Regions from separate parts of the Homo sapiens genome. Here region 1 is linked to region 2. A link is an interaction called in ENCODE POLR2A ChIA-PET data of the cell type or tissue named here. Cell type or tissue: PC-9. All regions are shown on one strand. Links, peaks and the distances in the headings refer to the core of each region. The heading gives the core; the rest is flanking DNA. Region 1 overlaps RENO1 (regulator of early neurogenesis 1). Region 2 overlaps BAHCC1 (BAH domain and coiled-coil containing 1).

Region 1 (9,664 bases), core at 1,147-9,146, 87 kb after region 2:
GCTCCACGTGGCTCCCGCCGGCCGCCACCCCGCGCGGGGAGGACGCGTGCGTGCGGTGCGTGGCCGGCGGGCTGCGGGGACGCGCTTGAAATTAAATCTTCGCAGTGCCTGACCTTGTTTTTTCCTCGGCCCTGATAACTGCAGCAGCTGTTTTTTCCAGAATCCCTGCTGCTGGGGGAGGGGCGTTATTATTATTTTTGGTTGTCACAACCTCCTGGAAAAATTCCCTGGCCTCAGAAAGTGTAACAATGGCCTGGCGGATTTCTGGAGGAAGCGCCCCCTCCTCTGCTTTCTGCGGGGACACTTCTGCCCTCGAGCTGCAGTGGGGACCTCCTCCCCTGCTCTGGCCCTATAGCCCCCTCCCCGGCCTTCAGAGCCTTACATCAGGCTCCTAAGTACGTGGCCTTGGGGTCCTGCGGGCCCCTTCTGCTTGCCGTCCCTGCCCCTGGTCACGCCTGGGAAAGGTTGCAGCTCTGAACTGGGGAGAAGCTTATAGTCTCCAGCACGAATGAGGCTTGAGGGGCACGAGGCAGAGGCCTGGACACCCCACCCACCTGGAGCCAGTGACCCTCACCCAGTGCCTCCTTTAAGACACCACTGCAGGCTGGGTACGGTGGCTCACGCCTGTAATCCCAGCACTTTGGGAGGCAGGCGGATCACTAGGTCGGGAGTTTGCGACCAGCCTGGACAATATGGTGAAACCCCATCTCTACTAAAAATATAAAAATTAAGGGCCGGGCGCGGTGGCTCACGCCTGTAATCCCAGCACTTTGGGAAGCCGAGGCGGGCGGATCACGAGGTCAGGAGATGGAGACCATCCTGGCTAACACGGTAAAACCCCGTCTCTACTAAAAATACAAAAAATTAGCCGGGAGTGGTGGCGGGCGCCTGCAGTCCCAGCTGCTGGGGAGGCTGAGGCAAGAGAATGACTTGAACCGGGGAGGCGGAGGTTGCAGTGAGCCGAGATCACACTACTGCACTCAAGCCTGGGCGACAAAGTGAGACTCCATCTGAAAAAAAAAAAAAAAGACACCACTGCCCAGCCGTACTTGGAAGACATGTCTCCTCCCCAGGAATCCTGCTGTGTTTGCTTTTGGGGTCAGTGCTAGTCCAGAAGCAGTTAAAGATTAACCGGCCTGGGCCCTGGGGTAGAAGAGGAGGCTGAGGAGGGGGAGGGGAGGGGAAGGGGCTGCAGCACAAGTGGTGCCTGATTCCTGGGCCATTCCCTGGCAGCCAAGTGGCTGCTGGGCTCTGCACACAGCCCATCCCCCCCAGTGCTGCTGCCCGCGTTCCAGCTTGCCCCCACCTGCCAGGCTGTGCAGTGGGTTCAGGTGGGAAGCAGTTGCTGGGCCCACCTGTCTGGCAAGGGCAGTTGGGGAGCCCTGGCTGCTTAGCACAGGGGTGACCCCAGCTTCTGGCTCACACATCCCTGCAGACTGTGGGTGCTTAGTGTGGAAAGAGGAAGGACCTCTGCCCTCCTGGCCCTTCCTCCAGTGGGACGAGAAGCCCAGGAAAGAGGCTGAACCCAGGAAGGGCTCTGGGCAGCCTGGCCGCTGGTCTCGCAGTGTGTGGCTGGTCTTGGCCTCCTGTTCTGCTTCCCTGTCACGGGGGTCCAGGGTGTGTGTGTGTGTGTGTGTGTGTGTGCACCATACAGCCAATCCTGCGCCTGCATCTCCTTCTCCTGCATGGGCCCTCCTTGATCAGGAAGGGGAGGCAGGAGGATCTCAGCCCCCACCTCATTCTACCCCAGTGGGAGTGGCCTCTTCATGTCCAGTTGGTCCCAGGATCCCCTAACCCATCATCATCCTGGGAGGAAGGCAGTGGCTCCTCCCAGCAGAGAGCTCCAGGACCCGCCCTGCCCTGTGGGCGGCAGGGCCCTCCTCCTAAGCCCCTCTTCCTGCCCATAAATGTATTTACACTTGTATTACCCCAGGTACGTGGCTGTGACAATGGCATCCCCAGCCTGCATGGAGGACAGGAATTGAACTTTAGTCTCCAGGCAATGAAGGTGCAGGGACTACACTTTATTAATGGTTGTTATGTAATAAAAAACGATAAAATGGCCCCTATTTGTAATTTTTAAATGCAATTTGTTTTAATTTATGTTTCTGAGTACTTCTGGGGCTTGATGGGGGCTGTTGGGACATTGCTGGAGGGGCTGGGCCACAGCGCCTCCATTAGGAGGCACCGGAGATGAGATAAGCCTGGGGTGGCGGGAAGTGCCGGGGACATGGAGGGCACAGCCATGGCCTTACTCTGGCAGGAGACGAATGTTCTGGCTGCCTTTTAAAAAGCCATGGCCTTGCCCTTCTGTCTCTGGCCACTACAGAGTGGGCCTGGGGAGACATTCCTGAACCAGACATCCGGAAGCCTGCTGGGCAGGACCATTTCCCAGGGATGCTGCGACCTTGGGTACGGTGGCTCCCCTCACTCCCCACACCCCCACAGGCATCTGGGCAGGTCCCTTGGGTCCAAAAGCAGCTGGCCCAGTGCCTCTGGCCCCCTCATCAGGAGCCCTGCCTTCGATCTGGCCACAGAGGAAGCAGCCTCGTTGAGTGGGGATTGGTTATTTCTTCTAGCCTTGGGAGGGTCCAGTGTCCCTTCTGGCGCTATCTGCCCAGCCAGGGCCCCGTAGTCAGTGCCAAGGCCTGAGGGCCCAGAAGCCTCTCCAGGTGGGTCTCCTTGGCTTCCTTCTGCACCTGGCATCTGCCTCCCTGAGGCTGCACACCCACTGTGCAGAGGCTGCTTGGCTGGGAAGGGGCGCCATCCTGCTGCCCCCTCCCCAACCCACACACAGACCTCAGAGCAAGGCAGGAGCCGAGATTGTGACAGCAACATTTCACCGCCAGTGACTGAGCCAAAGCAAACCGCATCAGATGCATGGTCAGAGAGGGGGAAGAGAGGGGGAAGGCCTTCTGGGGGAGTGTGGAGCCCAGCATCGGGGGTGGGGGGGGCCTGGCTTTGCACAAAAGAAGGGGCCGGGCCTGGTGGCTCATGCCTGTAATCCCAGCACTTTGGGAGGCCAAGGATCGAGGATCACTTGAGTTCCAGAGTTTGAGACCAGCCTGGGCAACATAGGGAGACCCTCATCTCTACAAAAAATAAAATAAAATTAGCTGGGCTTGGTGGCACATGCCTGTGGTCTCAGCTACTCAGGAGGCTGAGGCAGGAGGATTGCTTGAGCCCAGGAAGTTGAGGCTGCAGTGAGCCGTGATCATGCCACTGCACTCCAGCCTGGGAGACAGAGCAAGAACTTGTCGCAAAAATAAAAACAAAAAAACAAAACAAACAAACAAACAGAAGAAAGTGAGAAGGACCAGAGCTGGGGACTGTTGGATGGGAAGATGCCCAGCCGCGGTGGTCCCAGGCTCTGCCCGCTGCCCTCAGCCCCTTTTATTTCAGACCCATCAATAGCCTGTGTGTTCCGCGTGCAGATGTGGACACTGTCAGAGCCAGGGCCCCCAGGCGCCCCTGCATCCCCCGCCCAGACCTCCCGAGTTTCAACCAGATGCGGTGCAGCCCTGCGTGGGGCCACCCTTGGTATGGTGGGCGGGGCCGCTGCAGGGTACCTCCTCGTTCCACTTCAGGCCACTCCCAGCCAGTGGCCCCGGCTCTGTCCGAGGCCACCCCACCCCCACTCCTGAGGATGGAGTCTGCACCTGCTGCCCCTCCCACCAAGGACCGTCCCAGTGCCTCTCCCTCCCTTTGCCTTTTATTTTGGGAGCCTCAGCTTGCCAAGTTAATTGGCAAACTTTCCCAGAAGTAAACTTGAGGGATAGAAATTAATAATTTTCCCGGAGTTGCGCTCATTGCTAATCAGGCCAGCTGGGAGGAGGGGGCCTGGGTGCATCAGAGGACCCCTGCAAAGCCATTAGCATGAACAAGATCTAAGGGTGAGGGGTCCCCCTTGCAATTCAGCAGCTCTGCAGCCCCAGTGCCCAGGTGCAGGAGCACGGGGGGCACAGGGTGAAGGCAAGGGCACCTTGGAAGGATTCCAGCCATTCTCACACCCACACCCGGGCCTAGGCAAGCAGTTCCCCTCTTGCCGTGTGGCCTGGGCTGGATGGGGTCCCCAGGGTCTCTCACTGACCCTGGAAAGGCCCACTTGAGTGAGACAGGGAAGGGTGTGAGCCCTGACTGAAGCTCAGGCCGGGCGGGGGATGCGCCCTTGGGGAAGGAGCCTGAAAGGAGAGCCAGGAGTCCAGAGCAGGGCCCAGCTGGGACCCAGGCAACCCGCCCCGACTTTGGAGCCCTCCTTTTGGAGACAAGTGCCAGCCCACCAAAGGGTGCACAGTGTTGGGGACCCTGTCCCCAGGACTCCCTTGTCCTATAAGGAAGTGTAGCCCCAAATCCCCTACATTCCAGAACTCTGGCCTTCTTGGGCCTTGTGTCAGGCTGGTGGGAAATGGGTGGAGCTTAGAGGCCTCTGCTCAGGTCTCTGCACCCCCAGAGCCATGGCTGGGCCCCTGGCAGAACCTCGCCACCGTCCATTGCTTTGTCAGCTCCTTGGCTGGGCCTTCAGAGCCTGTGGAAAAAAGCATCAGTATGTGGTCCTCAGAGGACCTCGGTGAAAATGCAGATGCCAGGGCCCAGCCCTGGAGAGTAGAGTCGACGTGTCCACCAGGACCCCATGTGATCTAACCCAGGCAGTCCAATGACCGTGCCAGGAGGCCTGGGCTGGGCTACAGGGTCAGCTCTGGAGGGTGGGTCTCTTCTCTCATGAAGCGTTTATTGAATGGAAGGACAGATGGGTGGATGGATAGGATGGATGGGGTGTGGATGGGTGGATAGGTGGATGGGTGGATGGGTGGATGGTTGGATGGGTGGATGGGTGGGTGGGGGGTGGATAGATGGGTGGGTTGGGGAGTGGATAGATGGGTGGGTTGGGGGGTGGATAGATGGGTGGGTGGGTGGGTGGATAGATAGATGGGTGGGTGGATGGATGAATAACTAGTGAATGGTGGGGGTTTCCTAGGTGCAGAGATAATGTCCTTAGCCCATTCTAGGCCCCACTGTTGTCAGCAAAGTTGACTCCACTAACTCCACAAGGAAATTTCCCCTGGAGAGCCAGAGATCAGAGCCAAACCCTGAAGGTGGACAGACAGGGGTGGAGGAGGGGGAGGGGACTTCCTGCTGCTTCTCATGGGTGGGGGCATGTGGGTGGCCCTGGGTGCAGCCTGGCCCGGCCCCGGCCCCCCAGCATTCCTCTACTTGTGAAATGTGACTGCGTGAGTCTGGAAGAGCTGGGCATGCTCAAGGAGGGCGGGGGTGAAGCTCACATTAGGGGAAAGAGCAGGGCAGGGCCACAGATGCGCTCCCAGCTCACTGCCACAGCTGGGCGGGGCTTCTCTGCCCAAAGGCCAGGTGAGAGGCTGCCCTTTGCTGCCGGCAGCTTACCTGTGACCACCTCGTGCCCTCGGCCATGCCTACCCATCTGCCCACTCTGAGCAGGGCTGACCCTTCCCAGAGCCTGGTGGGCTTATGCTGGCCAAGAGCGCCAGCCCCAGGCACCTCATGGAGACTGCCAACCACCTTGTCCCTTGGCCACAGGGACATGGGGTAGGAAGGGAGAGGAGAAGGAAGAGAAAGTTGGCACAGGCCAGCACCTGTACTTGGTCTGTTTATAGCATTAGCACTTGGCGTCCCCATGACTGCCCTGCCATGGAAATCACATTAAAGATGAGGCACAGAGAGGGTCAGTAATTTACCCAAGGCCACACAGCAGGATTGGAGCTAGGTTTGTCTGACTAAGAAGCCTACCCTTATCTAAGACACAATGTTTTGCAGATTAATGAAAATCATCATCCCGCAGGGCACATGGCAGATCCCTGCTCCTGCCCAGCATAGTGCCCATGGCCTTCAGCCAGGTAGCTGACCTGGCTTCCCAGACGAGGCAGACTGGGGAGAACAGCTTCTCAGGGCCAAGGGCTCACACTGCATCCCACAGCTCTGGAGCCCGCATCAGGCCAGGGCAGCGGGGCCACTGCCTCTAGGACATTGCTGGGAAGAGTGAGTTCTGACCCCTTCCACGTTCTGCAGAGCCTCGCTGGGGCCTGGTTAGATCCACCTGATGTGCTAGTCCAGTGCTGACTTTGTAGCATTAGCTCAGGAACTCAGGGCTCCCATCCCCTCTGCTCTCACGTGCCTCCCCGCTCGAGCACTGGAGACCTCGGTACACCAGATGTGGTCCCCATTGCTGCAGATAATGTCCCCAGTCTCAGGAAAGCTTTGGCGGTTTCTGTGGACTTACGGGCATTTTGCAGAGACAGCTATTCCAGCAGGGGTCCTGTGGGATGTGGAGTGAGGGCGTGGATGGCAGAGGGGGGCTGCTGTCTCCCGAGCGGGGTGGCCTCCCTGTCCGCACCCTACCCTTGGGGTTCAGCAAGTCCTGCTGAGCCTGCCGCTGGCACTGCTTCTCCAGCTCCAGGTCTCTCGTGTCACACTGGGCTCCTGCTCCACCCTGTCCCCAGCCTCCCTGACCCCTGGCTGGCTCCCTCCTTGTTCTCGTCCATCCTAGGTCCACAGCCAGCTGGAGAACTGAGACAAGCCGTGAGCAGTTCCCAAACTCCTGGGGAAGGTCAGCGGTCCCCTCCTCCCGGGCCTTACCTGCTCTGTCCCAGGCTGGGGGTGGCTATTCCCAGGCCACAGCCCTGGGGGGATCAGAAGGGCGGTGCTGGCCTTGCAGGGTGACCTGGGAGCCAGGGTGGACAGCAGGAGGCCCACAGCTCCTCCCCTTCCCCTGGGCGGGTCCTAACAGGTGCCAGAGCCGGCCCACTGGGGGCCCTAAGCTCTGCAGAGTTGGCCGTGGACCCAATCCTGGGGCTTGGGAATCTGCTCTTCATTGATGCTTTCACCGAAGTGGAATTCATTCCTACACTTTTTATTGATCTGAGTGAAGGGGCCAGGCTGGAGTGGCTGCTGGGCTGGAGAGGCAGGGGCTATGGCCCAGGTCCCCACCCTGCTCAGACCCTGGAGGCTGACCCTGTGCCTGTGCCTAATGGTGGCTTCTGGGCACTGGGGCCCGAGGGAAGCCTGAGGGCAGGGGGGAGGGAGGAGGGCGTGCACGTTCACCTCGGGCCCCCATGCTCAAGGCCCCTCTCACCAGTTCCAGCAGCACCTTCTCTCCTCACCCCCTGCCTGAGGAGGTGACGGCCCCCTGCTGTTGCCACGTGCTGGGGCACCTCCTCGGGTCCTGACAGCTCCAAACCACGGACTGCCTGATGGCCAGAGCCCGCTGCGAAGTGGCGATCCCGCACCCATGCGGAGGCTCCAAGACAAGATGAGAGGGCCCTGCCAGAGGAAGGGTTCCCTCTCCTCCACCCACCCCGATAGGAGTCCACCCTGGGATTCGGTGATGCCTCACCCTCTGTCTCCCAGCACCCCTGGCTGCCGGGGGGGATTGAGGGCCGGTCCCACCTTCCTCCTGTACCCAACTGGACCACAGGGCCGCCCCATGCCCCAAGGGGCCTCGGCTGGGACGCTTGCCATCTCCGTGAGCCTTTTCTCAGGAGAAGGGGGGCTGGTTCCCGTCCGGATGCCTCCCTGGCCTGCCTCTGCACCTGGCCCACCTCTGCACCTGGCCCTCCTGCCTGACTCTCGGACACTCCCCTTGGTTTGAGGGTCAGGCAGTGGCCAGACGCCCAGGGAGAGTTCTCCATCTCGAGCTGTGCTCTCTCTGCACTGCCCCCCTCGCTTCTAGCCATCAGGGGTCCCCTCTGCTCTCCGCCAGCCACCTCCTGCCTGCTTAGGGGAGAAACAAGAGGAAGGTGCCCCCGTAGGAGCCCCAAGACCACCAAAGGGACAGATCTGAGAGGCCACTCCCCAGGCCTGCTGTCCAGCTCTGGGGTGGGAGATGGCACCAGAGGAGAGGCCATCAGAGGCCCCCGAGTGGCAGGACAACGGCTGCGGGACTGCCTCTCCCAGGCTTGCCTTCCCTCGGGTGGCTCAGCAGCCCCTGAGTGATGCTCCTGCCTGGGACGCTTGACCTGCACTGAGCACAGGGGAGTCGGATCCGGAGGCATTCTCGGAATCACCTCTCCGGATGCTCAGAAAAGGGCAATGTTTTTAAAAAGGCAAAAGGGTGCGGTGCGTGTTATAGATGAGAGGAGGCTAACGGGAGACCCTGGATAGGATCCTGAACGAGGCTTGGGGTGGGACTGCTCTGGCGGGCCGTGGAGCTGACTGGGAAGTTTACACACAGCAGGCGGGGCCACGGGGCCGTGCATCGTTCTGTGTGGCACTGCGTTTCCCCAGGCGTGCTGCTGGAGGCAGGCAGGTGTTCTTAGACATTTGATGCTACAGTATTTAGGGTGAAGTGTCAAGGTGTCTGCAACTGACACTCAAAAGATTCAGCAGTTTTACATAAAGGGGGAGCAAGAAGTAAGAGAGGAAGCCAAGGTGACACAATATTTTTTAAAAGGGCTTCTGGGTACAAATCAGTGTACGTACAGAAATACATTTTATTTGTGCAGATGTGCAGAGACACTTTCGGCTGGCATGGTGGTTCATGCCTGTAATTCTAGCACTTTGGGAAGCCAGGGCAGGAGGATTGCTTGAGCCCAGGCTGGACAACATAGTGAGACCCCATCTCTGCAAAAAACACAAAAATTAGCCAGGCGTGGTGGTGTGTGCCTGTAGACCCAGCTACTTGGGAAGCCGAGGATCGCTTGAGTCCAGGAGGTCGAAGCTGCAGTGAGCCTTATTCTCACCACTGCCCTGCAGCCTGGGCAACAGAGCAAGACTCTCTCAAATCAATCAATCAATAAATTTGACTGCAGGTGCCAGAAGTGGACTCTGACTAACTGAAGCCGGGAGCAGGTATTTGGTTGGAGCTTGCAGCAGGGAGGGCAGGGGGAAGGCGCTGTTCAGGCCCCAACAGCAGCGGCTCGGGAGTGGCCCCAGCACAAGCCCAGTGTCCCTCGGCTCAGCATTCAAATTCCAGGAAAAGAGTCCCGATGGTCCGGCTTGGTCTAGGGCTGTGGCCCGTGGCAGGTCCCCAAAACCACACCTGCCGCTCCAGTGCCCCCCAAGGCTGCATGACCTTCGTGTGGACAGGATCATGGAACACATGACCTCACCCAAGCCTCCCAACCATGCCGTGATCCAGCACTGTTAGAATCATCCCCGTTTCACAGAGCAGAGTTGAAGTGTTGGGTGTTTAAACGCTGTGCCCAGGGCTGTCCAGCCAGGGAGTGGAATCTGGTCCTGGCCCAGAAGGCAGCAGCCCCACCCAGGCCACCTGCTCCAGGTCCCCGGGCTCCACAGACTTTCACATCTACTGCAGAGGCGCAAGGACGTTCCCCAGCATCAAAGCCCTCAGACCCTGGTGCCAGCCACGTCGTCACAGAACTTGTAGACCAGAGGATGCCCTGCGGATAGAGGGCCTGCCCTGGGCCTGCGCCAGGCTGGGCATATTGCTGAGGTCCCTGCTCTGTGCTGGCAAAATCCAGACCTCAGGAGAGGGGCAGGCAGGCTCTGAGAGGTTGCGGCTGCCCAGGGCCTGCAGCTGGGAGGAGCGGAGACAGACCCCCCCTCCCCTGGGACACAGTTGCTCTGCACCACACAGCTCCGCTCCTGGCGTCCCCTGGCTTTGCCGGGGGCGGCCGACCCAGCTGGCCAGGCCCCCTCCCCCTGCCCCACAGGTGGCCCTGAGCTGCTGAGGATA
Region 2 (9,664 bases), core at 1,041-9,040:
CACTGCCAGGAGGGGAAACCAAGTCAGTGGTCCTAGGTGGATCTGTGCACCTGTGGCTGGGCCAGGACCAGGCAGCGGCCGTTGCGTCTGTTGTGGGGGGTTCACCACGGCTGCCGCAGGCCTCCCCTTCCTGCTCCCCCGGTGCCAGGCCACCCTCCTCCCTCCCACAGACATCCTGGGAGCCAGATGCTGTGGCTGGCCGGGGCGTTTGCCCACAGACACAAAAGGCTGAGGCGGGGTGGGGCATATGAGCCAGGAAGGCGGGGCCCCCACAGCCAGCCCAGGAGCCATGGCCAGCCTGGTCTCCCCTCCAGGAGGCCGCTAGTAGTGCAGGGGTGGGAGGAAGGGGCAGGGGAGTCTGGGCAGGGGAGTCTGGACCGAGGACCCCATGCTGCCCACCGCATCCCAAGGTAGCGGCCTCCCCTGCACCCAGGAAGAGGCCACTCCTTATCGCCTGCCCAACATGTGCGCCCTGAGCCGAAAGCCCAGATTATTTCAGCAACTGTCCCTCACTCGTCACCTGTTCTGTTTGGAAAACAGCCCCTTTCTTGTTGCACAAAGAGAGGTTTCTCTGCTTCCAGCAGTGCCGGGTGCTAATCTCCCTGCCTGGAACGGGGCGGTGGCGTGGTGTGTGGGTCCGCGGCGCTCTGTAAACACGACGCCCGCCGCTCAGCAGTCATTGAGTTACGGCAGTGCTGGGTGCCAGGAGCGGAGAGCCCTGTGTGCCCGCTGCCAACTGCAATTACCTCTCTGCGTGCCAGCCGCGGGGGGCGGGGGGAGCTTAACCCTTCCCACGCTGTAGGGTTGGGGTGGCCGAGGGAATACCAGCAACTGTGGGCCCAAGGACATGGGGGCCCAGGGCCGCCTCCTAGGCTGCAGGGCAAGGGGTCTGAGCAAGCACGGGGATCCAGGCAGGGGTGCCCTGCCACGGAAAGGCCAGGGGGGCCTCCAGGAGTCTCCTGCTGGCCAGGCAGCCTGAGAGTAGCCAGTATTCGCGAGGCACCTACTGTGTGTCCAGGGCTGTGTCCCACGGGGAGGCAGGTGGCCTGGGAGGAACTCTTTGTCCTGGGACAGGCCCCTGGGTGGCAGCCTGTGTGCGCTGACAGCTCTCCCCGCCCCGGCCCCCTCCTCCAGCTGGCACATTTGGAGCCCGCCTCCTAGCGTCTGGGGAGGTGGGGCACGGCCACTGTGAGGGTGAGCCCAGCCCGGCCGGCCCAGCTGTGCTCCACATTTTCTCAGCTCCCCAGAGCCCCTCCTGGCCCCCCTGTTTCCCCTTGCTGCCCATCTGGAGCACACATCTGGCCAGGACCACTGCCGAACAGGCTGCCCTTGTTTCCAACCAATCACCACTTCCCCCGGGGCTTCCTCGGCAGGGAGGCAGCCTCACCCGAGCCTGCTTGTCACCGTCCACCGGCCAGGTTCCCACGGCCACGATGGGAGCCCCTCACCTGCCCCTGGCCCGGGCACCAGGGTCAGTCTCTTGGCCACCAGGGTGTCGCTGGGAGCCCAGTCCGCCAACTTACCTTCGTGGGAGTGGGAGAACCAGATCTGGGAGGTGGTGGGGTGGGAGCCACGGTAGGCCTGCTCAGGGGGGGAGGAGCTGGGGCCGCTGGGGTGCGTGGAGGCTGCCGAGCCCAGGCTGCTGGTGAGGAAACTGCCCATGAACGAGGAGGCCGGAGAACTTCCCATCAGGCGGCTGCTGGCTGTGGACACAGGGCAAGAGTGACTCTGGGGGCAGCTCCCAGGGTGTGGCCTGAGGCAGGGCAGGGGCAACACCACAGCCCTTCTCCACAGGGGACTCTCAGGCCCCAATCTCCCCCAGAGCCTTTGACTTTCAATATCCAAGAAACCGATGATGGGAAAGGTTACCCCCATATGCCTTTGACTGCCACACTCAGAGTCCTGAGTCTTTTGGTGCCCCAGGTGTCCTGGTACTGACACTCTCCTGCTGTTGCAAACCCAAGAACGACATCTTTGTCACAAGCACATCACCACCACCACCACCACGAGCCATATCACCCACCACTATCACCCCCAACCACATCACCCACATCACCCCCAACCACATCACCCACCACTATCACCCCCAACCACATCACCCACGACTATCACCACCAACCACATCACCCACCACTATCACCCCCAACCACATCACCCACGACTATCACCACCAACCACATCACCCACCACTATCACCCCCAACCACATCACCCACCACAATCACCCCCAACCACATCACCCACGACTATTACCACCAACCACATCACCCACCACTATCACCACCAACCACATCATCACCAACCACATCACCACCAACCACATTACCCACCACTATCACCCCCAACCACATCACCCACCACTATCACCACCAACCACTATCACCACCAACCACATCACCCACCACTATCACCACCAACCACATCACCACCAACCACATCACCCACCACCACCACCACGAGCCACATCACCACCAACCACATCACCCACCATCACCCCCAACCACATCATCACCAACCACACCCACCACTATCACCACCAACCACATCACCACCAACCACATCACCAATCACATCATGCACCAACCACATCACCAATGACATCACCCACCAACCACATCACCACCAACCACATCACCCACCACCACCACCAACCACATCATCACCAAATCACCAACCACATTACCCACCACCACCACGACCCACCATCACCCTCAACCACATCATCACCAACCACATCACCACCAACCACATCACACCAACCACATCACCACCAACCACATCACCCACCACTATCACCACCAACCACATCGCCACCAACCACATCACCCACCATCACCACCAACCACATCACCACCAACCACATAACCACCAACCACATCACCCACCACTATCACCCCCAACCACATCACCCACCACTATCACCCCCAACCACATCACCACCAACCACATCACCCACCAACCACATCACACCAACCACATCACCCACCACTATCACCCCCAACCACATCACCCACCAACCACATCACACCAACCACATCACCCACCACTATCACCCCCAACCACATCACCACCAACCACATCACCCACCAACCACATCACCCACCACTATCACCACCAACCACACCACCAACCACATCACCCACCACTATCACCACCAACCACATCACCCACCACTATCACCCCCAACCACATCACCCACCACTATCACCCCCAACTACACACCCACCACTATCACCCCCAACCACATCATCACCACTATCACCCCCAACCACATCACCACCAACCACATCACCCACCATCATCACCAACCACATCACCCACCACTATCACCACCAACCACAACACCCACCATCACCCCCAACCACATCACCCACCACTATCACCCCCAACCACATCACCCACCACTATCACCACCAACCACATCACCCACCAACCACATCACCACCAACCACATCACCCACCACTATCACCCCCAACCACATCATCACCAACCACATCACCCATCACTATCACCACCAACCACATCACACCAACCACATCATGCCAACCACATCACCCACCACTATCAGCACCAACCACATCACACCAACCACATCACCACCAACCACATTACTACCACATCACCTACCATCATCATCACCACCAACCACATCACCTGTCACCAACCACATCATCATCACCAACCATATCACCCAGCACTATCACCACAAACCACATCACCCACCACCACCAACCACATCAACACCACCCCAACTACATCACCATCACCACCACCACACAACACCAACCACATTATCATCACCAACCACATCACCTCCACCACCATGCCCCCAACCACATCACCACTACCATTACCACCAACCACATCATCCACCACCATTACCAACCACATTCAACAACAACCACACCACCACCACCATCACCAACCACAACAACCATATCATCATCAATCACCAATCATCATCAATAACCACATCACTCGCCACCACCACCATCACTGTCACCACCACTACCACCCAGGTGGGTGCTGGGTACTGTGCCCAATCAACTTTCAGGGTCTGTGGATGGGCCTCCTCTTCACAGGGAGAGCACCCTGACTCTCCCAGCCCACAGCTGTGGGCAGCTCCAAGGCCTCTCACACACTGGCGAACTTGCCAAAAAGGTCAAGGTGATACATGAGGCACCAGGGTCAGCGGGGCCCCAGCCATAGGCCCTGTGTCAGCTCCACGGGCCCCACAGTCTCGGCCCCTCCAGGCAGCACTGGGAGGAGCTGTTCTCTCTCCTGAGTGGGGTCTTCATCCCTCTACCCAGGCCCAATAAACTGACTTGTCAGACAGGAGTGCCCCAGTCTCAGGCGAGCAGAGGGAGAAACTGAGCCAGGGGGAAGACTGAGGGCGGGGGACAGAGGAAGGAAGGGTGGCGCTGAGGACGGATCTGCTTCTAAAATCCCTTCAGGATTCCTGGGGCTGGGCCCCGACTGGGCTGGCACAGAGCTGCGGATGGCGCTCACCTCTGGGTCAGGTGGAGGCCGCGAGAGGCTCCTTCCTGGGCACCGCCAGGATACCCCGCACTTCTCCTGGCAGCCTGAGTGTGGGAAATGGTGAGCCCCCAGCGCCCCAGGCCCCGCCCAGCCCAGCTCTCCCGGACCATCGGCCCGCCTGCATGCTTGCCTGTGGCCCCTCAGCTGTGCCCACCTCTGCCCAAGTCCAGTGGCCAAGGCCAGCCCGAGGGAGCCTCCCAGAGTTGCCATGACTATCGGCTCCTGCACACGGAGGACACAGCACACACAGATTTCTGCACACGGTGGCCCTGCTGCTCCGTGGGTGGTCTGAGGCTGTCACTGAGCGGCCCCCACTCCAGCCAGGCACCCTGGCACCTTGTCGTCTCCATCCCACGGGCAGCAAGCCTGGCCTGGGACCATTCCAGGAACCTGGGGCGGGGGGCCTGCCCCCTCGGGAAAGAGGGGTATGAGGCTGAGCGTGGGGATAGTGGGGTCTGCGGGGGCCCAGCCCGAGGTGAGTCAGGACAGCCATTCCCCTGCCCGGGAGGCAGGGGGAATTTGTGAATTTCTGATGCCTCATCCAGCCTGGCTTGGCCCTGGGAACTTCCCAGACATGAGGTGACTCAGCAGAGGCGGTGGGGCAAGGGGGGCGGCGGGGGCTGCCCTGCACGGCCCTGGCAGGCTCCTGCTGTGCTGAGCCAGTTCCCAGCCCAGGGCCCCCAAGGCCCCTTCCCCTCTCGTGTGCGAACGCAGCCATGTGGACTCAAGGGGCCTCTCCCAGTCATGGCAGCAGAGGAGGGGTCTGTGAGTGCTGGTGGGGGACGTGGGCTGTGAGCTGGCCTCTGCGGCGGGTGGGCGGGTGGAGAGGAAGAGCCGGCCCAAGGGACTGTGGAGCAGGGCCAGGCCCAGGCCCAGGGCAGGGGGTGAAGGTGCCCGCGAGCCAGGGGCTTCCCGGACCACAAGGCTGGGACTGCCATGGGCCGGGGCCAGACCACAGGCCCGGCAGCCAGGGAGGGGACTCTGGGTTGGGAAGGGAAGTGCTGGCTTCCCCTGCTTGGGGACACTGGGGCATGCCTGTGGGGTGAGTGTGGGCTCCCCTCGGAGTTGGAAGCTTGCCGCTGCCTCGCCCAGGCCCGCCTCGAGTCCCCCAGGCCTTCCCACCCCCACACCCTCCTGGGGAAGTCCCTCCCGCCTTTTCCTCCTCGGGATGGTGGGAAGCAACTAAGTCCAAAAGTTGGGTCTGGAGAAGGGATTTCTCCAGGATCCTGGCCTGAGAACCCTGTACCTTGAGCTCTCCCACACCACATCAGGTGGGGGCAGGACACTCCCCGGTGTCCCACGGGGCCCTCAGTGGGCAACCAGCCTGTCTCCGGACTTGGGGGACCCTGCTGTGCTGCCTTATCTGAGCCCACTGAGGAAGGGTCCCCGGCCCCACAGTCTGGGGAATGAGAGGGAAGGGGATGGGGGCTCTAGCCTAGCCCCTCCCTGCACCTGACCAGCCTCACCAAGCTGGGGGTCCCAAAGTGCTGTCTGTGCCCAGAGTCAGGCAGGGCTGCTGATCTGGGGATCTCTTTCACTTCTTTTTCCCTTTCATTCTGGAAACGGGCCACCTGGATTGCTGTCTCCTTGTCATACAAACATTATGTCTTTGTATTTTCACCATAATAAGCTCAGGTAATAAAGCACAAGAGAGACCAGACACGGTGGCTCACGCCTGTAATCCCAGCACTTTGGGAGGCCAAGGTGGTGGATCACTTGAGGTGAGGAGTTCAAGACCACCCTGGCCAACAAGGTGAAACCCTGTCTCTACTAAAAATACAGAAATTATCCGGGCATGGTGGTGCGCACCTGTAATCCCAGCTATTTGGGAGGCTGAGGCGGGAGAATTGCTTGAATCTGGGAGGCAGGGGTTGCAGTGAGCAGAGATTGTTCCACTGCCCTCCCGCCTGGATGACAAAGTGCGACTCCGCCTCCAAGAAAAAAAAAAATCACGAGAGGAAGCGGAGTCACCCGAGACCCCGGCCCTGAGGCCCTCGCATGAGCGTTCTGGGACCACTTCTGGGCACAGCTGCAAATACCCTTCTCCAGTATCACATGGGGTCGCATGCTGCACCCCAATTCCGTGCCCAGGCATCCTGCGTACTGAGCCTACCATGAGAGACCCTACCATCCCCCCCAAGGGACTGGGGTGGCCTCTTGCTTCTGGAAATCCTGGCTCTGGCGGCAGCTGCTGCCAGGGCGTCTCACTGGCTGCTCAGCAGGCCAGCACCTCGGAGACGGGACCAGGCAGGGGAAGAGCCTCTGCCCGGCATCCCCCTTGCCCCGTGAGCAGGGGCCCTGCACACGGCTGGGGGCTCTCAGATGCTTACTCTAAAGGCGTGGATTTCTCCCCCACTGTCCTGGCCTTGGCTTGAAACTTGGAAGCAGATTCTGCAGGCCCTGCCAGGTGGTCACTACTGTGGTGACCCCTGCGAGTGTGGGGGACGGGACTGCCGGCCACCTGAGGCCCTCCCTATCCCACTCAGCTCCCGAGGAGCCCGGGAAACCCCAGGACAGAGCATCACGCCTCTACTGTCACCCCCGCCTCCCGGTGTTTGGGGATGGCACCGTGACTGGCCAGCAGAGCCGTGGGCAGACCAGGCTGCCACCTCCCCAGCCCCCCCGCCGACCAGTGGCCAACCCCAGACAGAGCCTGTGCCTCAGCTGCCTGGGAGCCGAGTGTAGCCTGGGCTCCAGCCAGGGCCAGACCGTGTGGGCCAAGGCCAGCCGGGAACCGGGCTGAGGGCTCTTTCCTCTTGGCAAAGGAAGTGCTGTGGTTACCAGCCCAGGCGGAGGCAGCTGGGGGCCAGGGAGGGGGTCTTGACCTAGACCTCCTCAGACCAAGTGCCCCATCCTGGCACTGCCTGCAGTGGCACCTCCCCTACCTGGGGCTTCAGACTCATGTGACGTAGTGCCATCATGCTCCCAAGGTCGGTCGTGGGCCCGCCATGGGGCTGGTAAGAGATGGAGCATGACCAAGTCTAAGTTGCTGGTCCAGGCCCATAGCCCCAAGTGCTCCGCTGGGGGCTGAACACGGCCTGTCCCCACCCGCGTGCATGGTCAGGGCACCCTGGCCCCACACAGAGCCTGCCTGGGGCCGCTCTGCCAGGCTTCCCATCAGCTCTCATCACAGGAGGCAGCATGAGTTTAGGATGTTCCTGGGGAAGGGACAGTAAGCGGGATGCGGTGTCAGCGGGGCCACCGAGGACTGCACACTGGCCTCCAGTTGGCTGCCCCCACTGCCCAGCCGGCCCAGGCCGGGTTTGCAGCTCTAGATCCAGACCGGGCTCTGGCCCCAGCTCCAGGGCCACCTCAGCTCTGCCCAAGATGCTGTAGAGGCCTGGCTTGGGCGGCCGGCTAGCTGAGGAAATGGTTTCGGGAGACAGCAACACCAGGAGGGCTGTGGCCACCCCCAGGTGGCTCAGGTCCTCGGGCACAGCCCCATCCCTGGGAGGCCAGTCTGACCCGGAGCCCAAGGTCCAGCCAACTAGACCAGGAGGCAGGCTGTGCCTGGACCTGCTGTCCCAGGGTGGCCCAGCAGCGGGAAGACTGGGGAACAGCTGCACAACAGCTGGGCTGGAGTCTCGGTGCCCAGTGAGCCTGGCCCCGGCCCAGGGGTGCTGTGTGGGGAGGCCGGCACACAGTAGGTGAGAGCTGGCCACATGGGCTTACAGCAGAGGTGGCCCTAAGTGGCCAGGACAGCCGATGGGAACTAGCCTGCCTCCTGCCAACCTGTCTTCCAGGCTCCTTGCCATGGATGGCTAAGAAGGGCAACACATGCTGGGCAGCCTGAGGGGTACAGAGCATGCTGGGGCCCTGGAGCCCAGGACTCCCCGGAGAGCCACTCCCTCTGTAAGGGTCGGTCCAGCAGCCGTGCCAGCAGCCCCCATCCAGGGTCCCGAGGACCCACACAGCAGAGGCTGGGCCTGGGCAATCGGATGGCCAGGTGCCCACTGTGCCCCACCCCACTCTCCTGCCAGGCTGACCCTGCTCCGCCCTGTGGCACCAGACTGAAGGCAGACGGAACAAGAGGACGGCAGGGCCCGGGAGCCGGGAGAGGCGGGCGCGGAGCCGGCAGAGCGAGCATTTGTTTTGAGTTAAGTGAGCCGCCGAGACAGCATCCTCCTTTTCTGGAAACTGTGAAATGGGTTGTAAAAAAAAAAAAAAAAAAAAACGCCTCGTTGAGATGGCGGCAGCTCCAGAGAAGCAGCGAGGCCCTTCCCAGGCTCCCGGCTCCCGCTGCTTCCGGAAGCCCAGCTGCCGGGCTGCTGGCATGGGCCTCCCCGGCTCCGAGTCTGGCGGCTGCACCCGCCGCCTGCGTCAGCTCCCACCCCCGACCCACACCCACTCAGGCTCCCCTCTTCCCTCGGCACTGGCTTCCGCTCCACACCTTCCCCGCTCCCCACAGGGCCCGCCCAGGCGGGGGACACCAGGAGTGGCTGGGAACGGAGTGATGGGCGGTCCCAAGCACACTTCCCACGAGCCAGGCTCCCAAGGGAGCTGTGCAGGACGGGAGGGGAGGCAGGAAGGAGGAGCAGCCCCCCTGCTGGCCCTGCCCCACATTCCTCATTCCGGGAAAGCGCGGGGAGGAAGCCGCCCTGCACAGGTTCCTGCGTGGATGCAGAGGGGAGGTGCAGCCTGCTTGGAGGCAGGGGTGTAGCATCTGACCATTTGGCTGCCCAGAAAGAGGAATGAGGGACGGGGTGGGGAGACCAGGCTCTGCCTGGGGTGAGAGGCCACTCTGGGACCTCCGCCCGCACCAGGAGACCAGAAGCTGCTGTGGCAGGGGCTAGAGGCCCAGCCACATGCCACCCCAGTGTGCAGATGTGGCTGGGAGACAGGCAGGTGCATGCTGGGTGTGCAGGTGTTTGCAGGCTCAACCCCCAGATACAACCCAGTGATGCTTCCCCCACCCTGGCTGCAATCACTAGTGGTCCAGACTCGAGATGTGGGGTGCACCTCACACTTGCACACACTCACACTTGCACACACTCACACTTGCACAGAGGCAGGGGAGGGACTGTGTGTGACTCACGGGGTGTGTCTGTGCAAACCTGTCTCTGGGCATATGCACGTGACTATGGGTGTACACACAAGGTCTGACTGTGCTACATGTCTGGGATGA

Evidence for each region. Peaks named below come from ENCODE experiments on the same cell type or tissue, not always from the same donor. Only the 100,000 strongest peaks of a DNase experiment are listed, where the experiment ranks them.
Region 1: POLR2A ChIA-PET joins it to region 2 with 6 read pairs; 6 of 35 experiments call an interaction of 5 or more read pairs at or near these places.

What each region holds. Positions count from the first base shown.
Region 1 is chr17:81,331,583-81,341,246 of GRCh38, reverse strand. RENO1 (regulator of early neurogenesis 1) reads left to right here. Exons shown (of 2, transcript NR_186479.1): 2 at 1,934-2,064. Among named protein-coding and RNA genes, the nearest start is that of TMEM105, 5.7 kb to the right of the region's middle. RefSeq lists enhancers at 1,055-2,003, 8,806-9,376, 9,377-9,664. In PC-9, for the core only: no CTCF peak of the experiment used is centred there; a DNase peak (open chromatin) is centred at 5,266; H3K27ac peaks cover 510 bases.
Region 2 is chr17:81,418,839-81,428,502 of GRCh38, reverse strand. BAHCC1 (BAH domain and coiled-coil containing 1) reads right to left here. Exons shown (of 28, transcript NM_001377448.1): 3 at 1,524-1,703. Among named protein-coding and RNA genes, the nearest start is that of MIR4740, 23 kb to the right of the region's middle. In PC-9, for the core only: no CTCF peak of the experiment used is centred there; DNase peaks (open chromatin) are centred at 5,132, 5,592 and 8,972; H3K4me3 peaks cover 1,772 bases; H3K27ac peaks cover 2,785 bases.